Linked DNA regions of Homo sapiens: region 2 is linked to region 1. Evidence: read pairs that join two places in POLR2A ChIA-PET (ENCODE). Cell type or tissue: K562. All regions are shown on one strand. Links, peaks and the distances in the headings refer to the core of each region. The heading gives the core; the rest is flanking DNA. Region 1 has its middle 28 kb from the start of EPB41. Region 2 holds the start of LOC124903886 (a long non-coding RNA gene).

Region 1 (6,225 bases), core at 1,752-4,251:
CCTTTGTCAGTCTCAACTTTTAATAATTCGCTCAATGAAGCGCTGCTGAAGGAACAGAGGCTCCCACGTGTGCACTTCCCCGCCCCCAACCTGTCTGTTCCTTGCCTTCTTTATCACCCACCTCAAGCCCATCTGAAGCTGGTGGGAGTGCCCAGGCTCTGACAGGATAAGGAATTCCTGGAGGTCCAGGCCTTCTCAGAGGAGCGGGGGGAGACACAAACAGGTTCCTTCCTCCACCCCCCAAGCTTATCAGCGCCCCACAGGCTCCGGGGAACTGAATGCTCAGCCAAGGGAGGAAAGCTGCCCCCTGCCTGTCACCTTCACACCCTCTATTACTTACCCCGTCTCTACTAAAAATACAAAAAAAAATTAGCTGGGCATGGTGGTCTGTGCCTGTAATCCCAGCTACTAGGGAGGCTGAGGCAAGAGAATTGCTTGAACCTGGGAGGCAGAGGTTGCAGTGAGCTGAGATCACGCCACTGCACTCCAGCCTGGGCGACAGAGCAGGACTCCGTCTCAAAAAAAAAAAAAAAAAAGAGTGGTATGACCTTGGGTTGCCACTTTAGCTCTCTGAGCCTCAGAAGCTCTTTAGAACATTTTTGGCTGTTAGGATTCAATAAGATAAAATGAGCAAATGCCTGTAAAAGAACCAGGATCGCTAAATGTGAGTGGCTTCTTCAAGAGGTCACTGCTGACGGGGGCATCTCAGGTAGCAAAGTGCTCCCTGCAGTCTGGGGATGGAGGCGAAGATTATGATGTCACTGGCAGAGGCCATGGGGCAGGGGGCCTGCAGTCCAGGGAGTGACAGCTTTCCCGCTTCAGTGACTGACAAAGCCACACAAGGCCTTCACCCACACAAGTGCACAAGTCACCTCAACGAGAAACACACACACAGGTGCCTGGGTGGAGGGGCTGTGGGACAGGGCAGAGCTCTCTAGGTCCCAGGGCCTGAGGCCCAGGGGACAACCTGTTTATAGGACACAGACAGACACAGATTCACACCCTCTATATAAACTCACAAACAGGGGCACACCCTCACAGGCACCAAAACACACCCCCCTACACATACACATACACAAATGCACAGAAACAGGAGATACAGGATCACAAGCATATTCCCAAATGCACTCCCCACGCACAAATTCAGAAACGCAGAGCCCTCCCTGGCCAACACACACACACACACACACACACACACACACACACACACACACACACACTCTTATCAGGCTGGGGCAGGCACTGGCACTGCTGAGTCACCCACAGGCAGCTCAGCCCAACAGAGCTAGAGCCACGTGGCTGCCCCAGCAGGGAGGGGGCAGGGCCCACAGCAGCTCTTTAGAATCACCCCATCCACCTGACTGCTGGGGTTTTCCTCTCCCTAGCCCTTTGATTGAGTCAGGGGTGGGGATGGGGTTGGGGGAGGAGCCACTGTTTGCAGAGGCCAAATCAAAAATTTCACAGCCTGCACTCTCCTGGGTGCAAGAGTACACGTGAGAGGAATTAAAAAATACTACTAGATTAATTACTATTTGCAAATATATTTTCACATACTCCCATTTAACCATCACAACAGCTCTATATAAAGTTAGCACTATTATTAATCTCATTTTACCCCAGGGTGGGGGGCGGGTGCCTTGCCCCAAAGCCCAAAACCCAGACTCACCTGCCTCCAAATCCCTACCTCGTAACCCCTGGGCAATACTGTCTGGTGGGCAGGTGTGATATAGGCAAGTGAAAGGTACATCAATGTGCTTGGGAGCCTGGTTGTCTATGTGTGTGTGTGCGCACGTGTGTGTGCTCGCGCACCAGGCTTCCCCAGGGGATTCACAGGGATAGAGACTGAAAGGGTCTCAAGTGTCCTGATTTCTGGTCGAAGGATCCAACACTTCTCTAGTCCCTTGAAGCCCACCTCCCTCCATCAGAAAACATCTCCCCAGTCAAAGGGCTCAGTCTGACCCTCCTCTGCTAGATTATGGGCTCCTTGAAGGCAGGAACCAGGGCCCTGAAGCCTCAAACAGGACCTGATTCAGAGAAGTCCTCAGTGAATTTGGAGGGGGGGAGAGTCAGTCAATGTATGACTTTTAATTCAGTTATGTATCAATATAACAATAACATCAATAATTATAATAAATGCTAATGCTTATTGCATGCTTACCCTGGGACTGGCACTGTTCTTAGCACTTGACATGGATTCTTTCATTCAATTCTTGCCACAACCCTTGAGGAAAATACTTTCATTAACCCCACTTTGCAGAGGAGGAAACTGGCTTGGAGAGAGTTAGTAGCTCACCCAAAGTAACTCAATTAGGAAGTGGCAGCGTTGGGGATTGGAACACAGGAAGTCTAGTTACCCCATTTAGTAGGAAGATCACTACATTCAGAGGAAGGCTTTGTCCTCAGCGAGCCTCAGTTTGCCATATTTGTCCAAAGAAAGGGTTAGTTTTCCACGGTGCTCTGGCCTGGAATATTCTATGATCCTATGATTCTGTGACGAAGAGCTTTTGAAGTGTCAGGGTTAGTTTTAAAATGAAAGAGGCCATTCTGCCGGGTGGTGAGCTTCCTGACATGGGCATATGTAAGCCAGCTCAGGCCTGAAATGGGAGGGAGGGGATGAGACTTCGGCCAGTGACCATGGAAGCGTTGATGGAGTGGACCATCAGGAGGGGAAAAGTCACTGAGAAGAGTGGCAAGGCGGGCACGACAGGATCCAGAACTCGCTTTTACGGAACGCCTACTGTGTACCAGACCTATGCTTGACATTTAACTTACATCGCTAATTCTCAGGAAAACATTGTAAGATTTATGGTTGACGAAATTCAGATCCAGAGAAGTGACTTGTTCAGGGTCACGCCGGACGAAGTGGTAGGACAGGCGATCCAGGTGAGTCTCCTCAGGGTCACTTCCCTAGATCCCCTCTGACCAACCCCTCTACCTAGTAACCTTAGGAGCAGTACCACGTGTCAAATTGCTTCACACTTTTGTCATATGACGTCACACCAGTCAATCCAGGAACTCCCTGCCCTTCCCTCCCCTGACCTCTGGGGTCTATCAAAGCAGCCCCCGGCTCAGTGTCCCCGCCGGACGAGGCTACACCTGCAGCCCCCGCCCCTTCCCAACTGCGACTCTCGCACTCCTCTGCCCGGGCCTCCCCCTCCCCGCCCCGCTGATCGGCAGTTGCCTGCGCCAATCAGAGGGCCTAGCGGGCGGGGCGGGGCCTCACGATGGAGTTGCCCTGTCAGTGCAGGTGGAGGCCCCGGCGGGGCAAAGTGGCAGGAACCTCTTAAAGGGCGAGAGCGGCGCGGAGCCAGAACGCGGTCGGCCCGGTCCCCGCCGCACCCAGCCCAGGTGAGCCTGGACCACCTGGGGGGCGACCCTCGGTCCCCGGGAGGGACGGGGTTAGGGACAGAAGAACCTACCCCCAAGGGCTCGGACCGTCCCGGGAGAGGCGAGACCAGGGTCGAAGGGTCCAGGGCTGAGGGGTCCAGCGGTCCCGAATTCCAGAATCCGAACTTGGGGTCCAAAGGAGTCTGGGCATCTTAAAGTTCAGGGTGCAGGGAGGGGCGTGGGAGTCTGGAGAGGGGGTCCGGGAGCTCGGATCCGGAGCTAGACACGTCCGGGTCCGGCCGGTCCTGGCTGTCTGGGGCGGGGGTCCTGCATTCGGTGTCCGCGGGAGAGTCCCTGCAGGTCGGCGCAGCCCCCGGCCGCCCCCTAGCCCCGCCTTGCCCGGCCCCGCATGCTCCTGCCGGGCCCGCAGCAGCGCTGGAGCGGGCTGGCGGCTAGCAGCGGGAGGGGGCTCCGGGGCCTGGAGCCCCGCGCCCCGCTCCGGCCCTTACGTAACTGACTTTGAGTTTCCGGACCCAGGAACCGACCCGCCAGCTGGGGCGCCGGCTGTGCCCGCCAGGGTGGCCCCCCCGGCCGTCGCGCCAGCCCCACACCCTCCCTGCCAGGCTTGGTCTAGGGGACTTCCCTCTGTCTGGGTCTCCCGGGTCTCTCTGTCCGGTTCAGGCTCAGGTTCCCTCTCATCTCTGGGTTCCCTGTATCTCTCATCTGTCGTCTCTGTTTTGCTGTCTTTTCCTGTCTCTGTCCTCTGTCTTTCCTCAAGAATTGTCTCGCCCTCACCTACACTTCCCGGCAGGCCCCACCTCTTCAGGGTGGGACAGGACCCCTCCTCTCCAGCTAGTTGGAGGCAGGGACCTGTCCAGACCAACCCGAGCCCGAGCTCGCTCCAGGAGTGGGGAGGAGAGAGGAGGGTTGGGGAAGATGATTCTAGGACCCTTAGCTCCTGGGTCCGGGAACGGACGACCCCTTCTCCGCCTCTGGAGCCCTTTCCTCCAGAAGGAGGAGGCTTGGACAGAACCTGGCTGGGGCTGGGCTTAGGGCAACTGGGAGTCCCTGTGAGAGCTGCCTAGTGTCTCGTCAGGGTCAGGTCCTCAGCTATTGAAGGGGAGCGGGAGGGGCTGGGGAGGGGCCAGAGCCCTGGCACGCGCCCCGGAGCTTCAGCAAGCTCCCTACCTCCACCCAGTTTCAGGCCTGGAGGATGGTCTTGGCAGGAGGCTGGGTGGGGAAGGGATCTGCAGGAGGAGGCTCAAGGGACTTCTGCATGTTGGGGAGGAGGGTGGAGATAGAATGACAGACCCGCAAGTCTAAGGAGCACCTACTGGGAACACTCCCTGCCTTGAAGGCTCTCCGGGGTGTCAGACAGACACTTCGGAAATCACTGTAAATAAGGCGTTAAAGCAGGTGTGAGGTGGGAATTATTATTTCTTCTTTTTTTTCTTTTGAGACGGAGTCTCGCTCTGTCGCCCAGGCTAGAGTGCAGTGTCGCGATCTCGGCCCACTGCAAGCTCCGCCTCCCGGATTCACGCCATTCTCCTGCCTCAGCCTCCCGAGTAGCTGGGATTACAGGCGCCCGCCACCGCGCCCGGCTAATTTTTTGTATTTTTAGTAGAGACGGGGATTCACCGTGTTAGCCAGGATGGTCTCGATCTCCTGACCTCGTGATCCACCCACCTCGGCCTCCCAAAGTGCTGGGATTACAGGCGTGAGCCACCGCGCCAGGCCGGGAATTATTAATTCTAAGCCAGGAGAAACTTTGCGCAAGGAGGTAGGAGGCTTGAGAAGAAAGGGAGCCAGAAGCTGAAGGGAGCAGAGGGAGGGATGAAAGGGGACATCCAGTGCCCAGTAGGCTCTGCACACAGCAGAACTGGGTTGAATCCTGACCCTTCCACTTTCCTGCTGTGTGATCCTGCATGAGTCACTTCACCTCTCTGAGTCCCAGGCTTGTACTTTGTCAATAATCCGGACCTTGCAGGCATAAGCAGCATCAAATAGGCAATGTGTATGCAGACCAGAACGGTAGCTGGTCTGATAGCAGGCCAGTAGTGTGTTTTAAGAAGGGAATGGAGTGGGGAAGTCCTGAGGTTTCCGCTGTATGTATAGGAGAGCCAGGCAACACCTGCCAGGTCTCAGCAACATGGGGCATGGGTGGAGTGCCTGGGTGTATGGGTGATACTCATTGAGGCCACACTGGCTGTCTCCTGATTGGCCCATCCCTCCTAGACCAGGGCTGGCCTCCCTCCTGTAGGCTCCAGGTGCCAACAGAAGCTCCCACCCAGGCCGCCTTACTCCCCAGACGAGTGCGGGTAGAGCCCTGTCAGGGCAGGACCAGCACCCTCTCTGCAGAATGGACCATGGCCAGGAGACTGGCTGGCCGTGCTGGGCAGGAACATCCATCTGGCTAGGAAGATGCTGACGCTGTGCAGGCCCCATGGAGGTCCAGACCTCTGTTGGCTGGGGCTGGGCCCAGCTGATGGAACCTAGGCTGCAGGGTGAGACAGAGGCTGGGGTGGTGGGAGTGAGGAGGGGAGGTGCAAGGAGGGACTCCTGGAGAGGAATCCTGAGCCCAGGTGTGGAACCAAACCGAGCTTCATTCGGTTATTCTCTAAGCCTTTCTTGAGCACGTACTGTGCACCATATACAGGTCTGCCAGCCACAGACCTGAACAGGATACTCACAGAGGGCTCACCACAGAGTTATGGTGTCCTGAGATTTGTTAGGGGTTTGCAGAATGGGCCTGTATGACAGTTCCTGGGGATAGGGGAGTTCAGAATTTTCCCAGGGCCTTAGATTCTGATATTTTATTTTATTTTTATTTTTATTTTTATTTTATTTTATTTTATTTTGTTTTTTTGAGACAGAGTCTCACTCTGTTGCCCAGGCTGG
Region 2 (6,225 bases), core at 1,716-4,215, 54 kb after region 1:
GCTGGTACCACATTGTCTTGATTACTGTAGGTTTGTGGTAAGCTTTGAAATTGGTAAGTGTGAGTCCTCTAACTGTGGTCTTATTTTTCAACATTGTTTTGGCTGTTCTGGCTATCCCTTGTATTTCCATATGAATTTTAGCATCAGTTTTGTCCATTTTTGTGGAAAAGGTAGTTGGGATTTTGATGTCTACTGCACTGAATCTGTAGATTAATTTGGGAATATTGCCATCTTAACAACGTGAAGTCTTCTAATCTATGAACATGGGATTTTTTCCGCTTATTTAGGTCTTCCTTAATTTCTTTCATTGATGGGTTATAGTTTTCAATGCAAATCTTGTATGTACTTTGTTTGTTAAATTTATTCCCAAGTATTTCATTATTTTGCATGCTAAATGGAATTTTTTAAGTTATAATTTTCAGATTATTTATTGCAAATATATAGAAATACAGTTGATTTTTGAATTTTTTTTTTTTTTTGACACAGTATCTGGCTGCGTCATCCAGGCTGGAGTGCAGTAGTGCGATTTTTGCTCACTGCAACCTCTGCTTCCCAGGCTCAAGCAAACCTCCCACCTCAGCCTCCTGAGTAGCTGGGACCATAGGCATATGTCACCACGCCTGGCTAATTTTAAAATTTTTCTGAGAGACTAGGTTTCGCCATGTTGCCCAGGCTGGTCTCAAACTCCTGGGCTCAAGTGCTAGGATTACAGGCATGAGCCACCATAACTGTCCTGATTTTTGAATGTTGATCTTGTATCCTGCAACCTTGGTTAACTTGCTTGTTAGAACTAGTAGTTTTTTTTGTGTGGATTCCTTAGAATTTTCTATTTACAAGATTATGTCATCTGCAAATAGGGATAGTTTTATTTTTTCTTTCCAATCTGGATACTTTTTAAAAATTTCTTTTCTAGGCCTAATTGCCCTGGCTAGAATAGCCAGTGCAATGTTGAATAGAAGTGGTAAGAGTAGACATTCTAGTCTTATTCCTGACATTAGGATAAAAACCTTCAGCCTTGCTCTGTATGTTGTTACAGGATGTATTGATGCTAGCTGTGGATTTTTTTTAGATACTTTTTATCAGGTTGAGGAAATTCCTTTCTATTACTAGTTTGTTAAGTGATTTTTTATCATGAAAGGATGTTGGTATTTTCAAATGCTTTTTTTGTGTCTGTTGAGATGATCATGTGGATTTTGTCTTTTATTCTATTGGTGTGGTGTAGTGCATTGATTGACTTTTGTATGTTAATCCAATCTTGCATCCCTGGGATAAATTTCATTTGGTCATGGTATGTAATTGTTTTTTATAGCCACTGGATTTGGTTTGTTAGTATTTTGTTGAGGGTTTTTGTGTCTATATTTATTTATTTTTTATTTTTATTTATTTATTTTTTTGAGACGGAGTCTCAGCTGCCCAGGCTGGAGTGCAGTGGTGCGATCTTGGCTCACTGCAATGACCTTCTTCCGGGTTCAAGCGATTCTCCTGGCTCAGCCTCCCGAGTAGCTGGGATTACAGGCACTTGACACCACGCCCGGCTAACTTTGTATTTTTAGTAGAGACGGGGTTTCACCATGTTGGCCAGGGTAGTCTAGAACTCCTGACCTCAGGTGATCCGCCCACCTCAGCCCCTCAAAGTGCTGGGATTACAGGCGTGAGCCATCGCACCTGGCCTCAAGTGCTTTTTAAAGATCTTAATATTTTTCTTATGTTTTTGAATCAGAATGCCCTAGTATCAGTTATCTATTGCTACACAATCACCTCAAAACTTAATGATCTAAAATAATAGCTATTTTATTTTCTGTGATTCTGTGAATCAGGATTTTGGACAGGGCTCTGTGAAAATGGCTTATTTCTGATCCATGTGATAGAAACTAGGGCAGCTTATCAATTTCATGTGGCGTAAGTTAACAGTGGGTGGGCTGGAGCTGGAGGATCCAGTATGGCCTTGCTTTGATGTCTGGTGCCTCAACTTGGATGCTTCAGTCATCTGGGGGCTGGCTTGAGAAGGCTGGTCCTCATTCATGACTGTAACACTTGATAGGAGGAGTTGTTGGTAGCCAGCTTTGTAGCCAAACTACCAGAGCTCTTAAACAAATCGTACATCAGGGAGAAAGCTTAAATCTTGATTTTAAATGACTGTTTTGGGCATTACTTTCAGAATAATTATTAGAAGTGCCTTGATTAAACTTAGATAACTAACGTTAAAATATACGAAATCAGATAGTAAAGTGTTTCTTGGGAAATGGTTGAAGTAACCAGTTTTGATATTATGTTTGATAGGTGCAAAAATTAGTATTTCGCCAGGGGCGGTGGCTCACGGCTGTAATCCCAGCACTTTGGGAGGCCGAGGTGGGCGGATCACCTGAGGACGGGAGTTTGAGACCAGCCTGGTCAGCATGGTGAAACCCCATCTCTACTAAAAATACAAAAATTAGCCGGGCGTGGTGGCGGGCGCCTGTAATCCTAGCTACTCTGGAAGCTGAGGCAGGAAAATCACTTGAACCCGGGAGGCGGAGGTTGCAGTGAGTCGAGATCGCGCCATTGCACTCCAGCCTGGGCGACAGAGCGAGACTCTGTGTCAAAAAGAAAAAAAAATTAATATTTCTTGGAAATCAAGTCTGTTGGGGAAACTGTTCTAGACTGGTTGCAATTATATTTAATTTTGAGGTGAGTTATCCTAGTCCTAAGTAGGGAAACAAAAACATCCAGAGTTTGGATGTATGTTGTGTGACCAAAAGAAAATGTTTACAATCGTCTGACATGTTATATGCCAGGAAATATGCATTAGGATATCCATTGTGTTGCTTGATAAGAAAACGAAAGCACTGACATTTACTTTTCTTACTGGGAACTTTTCATGTCTGAAAGTCTTGATCACCTATTTATTACCTTGAGGTATAGGGTATGGAAAGCACATTAAAAAAATCAGTAGATGGTGAATTTGGTTTTCAGAACATATTTCACAGTATTAAACAGAATATCACATTATCATCACATTTAATGTGAAGTTAAATAATGAAGAAGGGCCAGGCTCAGTGGCTTATGCCTGTAATCCCAGCACTTTGGGAGGCTGAAGTGGGTAGATCACTTGAGCTCAGGAGTTCGAGATTAGCCTCCTGAGACCTGTCTCTACCAAAAAAAAAAAACAAAACAAACAAAAAAACTAGGTATGGTAGTGCTTGCCTGTAGTCCCAGCTACTCGGGAGACTAAGATGGGAAGATCGCCTGAGACTGGTAGGTCAAGACTACAATGAGCTGTGATTGCACCACTGCTCTCCAGCCTGGGTGGCAGAGTGAGACCTTGTCTCAAAAAATAAAAAACCAATAATGGGGAAAAATGAGGTATAAGTCCAACGAGGTATAGTTCTAGGCAGGTTTTGTAAGATGAGTATCCTTCGGAAGAAGAAACGTTTACAGTGAATTTTTACTGAGTCATAAGAAATATTTGTCAAATGTTACCTAAGCTGTAGTACTGATTTATTAACAGATAGTTTTTCTGTAAAGAAAATCCACATAAATAAGTGATTTAAAATGCTTTCTCAGGCCGGGCACAGTGGCCCACGCCAGTAATCCCAGCACTTTGGGAGGCCGAGGCGGGCGGATCACCTGAGGTCGGGAGTTCCAGACCAGCCTGACCAACATGGAGAAACCCCGTCTCTACTAAAAATACAAAATTAGCAGGGGGTGGTGGTGCGTGCCTGTAATCCCAGCTACTCGGAAGCTGAGGTGGGAGAATCGCTTGAACACAGGAGGCGGAGGTTGCAGTGAGCTGAGATGGTGCCATTGCACTCCAGCCTGGGCAACAAGAGTGAAGCTCTGTCTCAAAAAAAAAAAAAAAAAAAAAGCAAAAACCTTTCTCCCTGACTTTACAAATTTTAGAAAATTTGTAGAGTTGTAGAAAATTTGAACGATAAAGTATAAAGACCAAAACTAAAAATTACCCGTAATCCTATTAATGCTAATACTATAAATATTTTGATGTTCCTTCTTTCTTTTCATAAATTTTTTATTTGGAAAAGTACAGAGATAACAAAAACCAAAATGTTTTTCCTATTTTCACATAGTCATCACAGCACTTTTGACACCAGATGTGTGGCGTGGTTTTTCCCACACACTAACCAAGCAATTCTCCAAAGGATAGCAGCTGGGTGTCCTATATAATTCACTTCAATTCTGACACTATCTACCTGGAGATAGCATCAGATCCCACAGGTTGAGGGCTCAGTCCCACAAGACTGTCTCTCATATCAGATGCTATTCACAAGACCCAGGTTGTGACCTGTGCTTCTGACCAACTGGCTCCAAATTGGGGTTCCCACAACCCCCTCTTTGGGTTCAATCAGTTTGCTAGAGGGGCTCACAGAACTCAGGGAAACACTTTAATTATGTTTACCCATTTGTTAGAAAGAATATTACAGAGAATACAGATGAAAAGCAAAGTTGAAGAAATGCATAGGGCAAGGTATGGGGGAAAGGACATGGAGCTACCTTGCCCTCTCTGGGCACACCAACCTCCACGATCTTACATGTGTTCAGCAATCCAGAAACTTTCTGAACCAGTCCTTTTGATTTTTCATGGAGGCTTCATTATGTCCTGATTGATTACATCATGGGACATGGGTGATCAGCTCAACCTAAAGCTCCTTTACCCTCCCTGGAGATTGTGTGGTGGTGGTGGCACTGAAAGTTCTAACCCTCTAATCACATGGTTGGTTCCCCTGGCAACCAGCCCCCATCCTAAGGCTATCCTGGAACCCCAGCCATCACTCAATTCATTAGTATTCACAGAGACCCTTAGCACTTTGGAGATTCCAAGGGTTTTAGGAAGTATGTGCCAGGACCAGAGACCAAATATATATTTCTTACTGTATCACAATATCATGTGAGGTAATATGGAGCTTTGTGGATTTCATTCCTCCAGCTCCACCCTCCCCCCAACATTTTGATTCCATTGGGAAATCTTACTGTCATTTTAAATTATAATAGGAATATTAACTCAGTTTATTGGAATAAAAGATATAAGAAAAAGTTCTTCTCCTACTTATATACCAGGAGTGTGGGTTTCAACTCTGGCCAGTGAAACAAGCAAAATATGTTAATTTGGTAAAAAATTTCCATAATAACAGTTCCTTTGATTCTAAGGAAGGAAATAAAGATTTCAAAACTAATCGAGTCAAAAAATTTGTGAAAGATTCGAATAAACATTTCTCAAAAGAAGATATACAGATGACAAACAGGCATATGAAAAGGTGCTCAACATCACTGATCATCAGAGAAATGCAAATCAAAACTACAATGAGGCCGGGCGCTGTGGCTCATGCCTGTAATCCTAGCACTTTGGGAGGCTGAGGTGGGTGGATCACCTTAAGTCAGGAGTTCGAGACCAGCCTAGCCAACATGGTGAAACCCTGTCTCTACTAAAAAATTAAAAAATTAGCCGGGTGTGGTGGCACGCACCTGTAGTCCCAGCTACCTGGGAGACTAGGAGAAATACTTGAACCTGGGAGGCGGAGGCTGCAGTGAGCTGATATCGTGCCACTGCACTCCAGCCTGGATGATAGAGTGAGACTCCGTTTCAGGAAAAAAAAAAACAAAACAAACACACTACAACGAGAAGCTTACATCCAAGACAAAGGCAATAACAAATGCTGGCAAGGATGTGGACAAAAGGGAACCCTTGTACACTGTTGGTGGGAATGCAAATTAGTATAACCATTTTGGAGAAGTTTGGAGGTTCCTCAAAAGACTAAATATTGAGCTGCCATATGATCTAGTGATCCCACTGCTGGATATATACCCAATAGAAAGGAAATTAATATAACAAAGAGGTATCTGCACTCCAATGTTTGTTGCAGCACTGTTTACAATAGCTAAGATTTGGAAGCAGCCTAAGTGTCCATCAACAGATAAATGGATAAAGAAAATCTACATATACACATTGGAGTACTATTCAACCATAAAAAGAATGAGACCCTGTTATTTGCAACAATATGGATGGAACTAACTGGAGTTCATTAAGTGAAATAAGCCAGACACAGGAAAACAAACTCCTCATGTTTTTACTTATTTGTGGGATCTAAAAATCAAAACAATTGAACTCACGGACAGAGAGAGAAGGATGGCTACCAGAGGCTGGGAAAGAGTAGTGTGGAGGCGGGGGCTGGGAGGAGAGGAAGATGAGGATGTTAATTGGTTAAAAAAAATAGGAAGAATGAATAAGACCTA

The links. ChIA-PET counts read pairs that join two places held together with the same protein. Peaks named below come from ENCODE experiments on the same cell type or tissue, not always from the same donor. Only the 100,000 strongest peaks of a DNase experiment are listed, where the experiment ranks them.
Region 2: POLR2A ChIA-PET joins it to region 1 with 6 read pairs; 11 of 35 experiments call an interaction of 5 or more read pairs at or near these places.

What each region holds. Positions count from the first base shown.
Region 1 is chr1:28,883,863-28,890,087 of GRCh38, forward strand. It overlaps a transcript of EPB41 not described here. Among named protein-coding and RNA genes, the nearest start is that of EPB41, 28 kb to the right of the region's middle. RefSeq lists cis regulatory regions at 1-456, 232-271, 246-263, 700-1,604, 1,217-1,256, enhancers at 183-327, 939-1,619, 1,012-1,061 and silencers at 2,996-3,285, 3,296-3,515, 3,656-4,005. In K562, for the core only: a CTCF peak has its summit at 2,047; DNase peaks (open chromatin) are centred at 3,169, 3,520 and 3,819; H3K4me3 peaks cover 1,436 bases.
Region 2 is chr1:28,938,072-28,944,296 of GRCh38, forward strand. All of the region lies in intron 1 of EPB41 (erythrocyte membrane protein band 4.1), which reads left to right. LOC124903886 (a long non-coding RNA gene) reads right to left here and starts at 4,575. Exons shown (of 3, transcript XR_007065563.1): 1 at 4,489-4,575. In K562, for the core only: no CTCF peak of the experiment used is centred there; no DNase peak of the experiment used is centred there.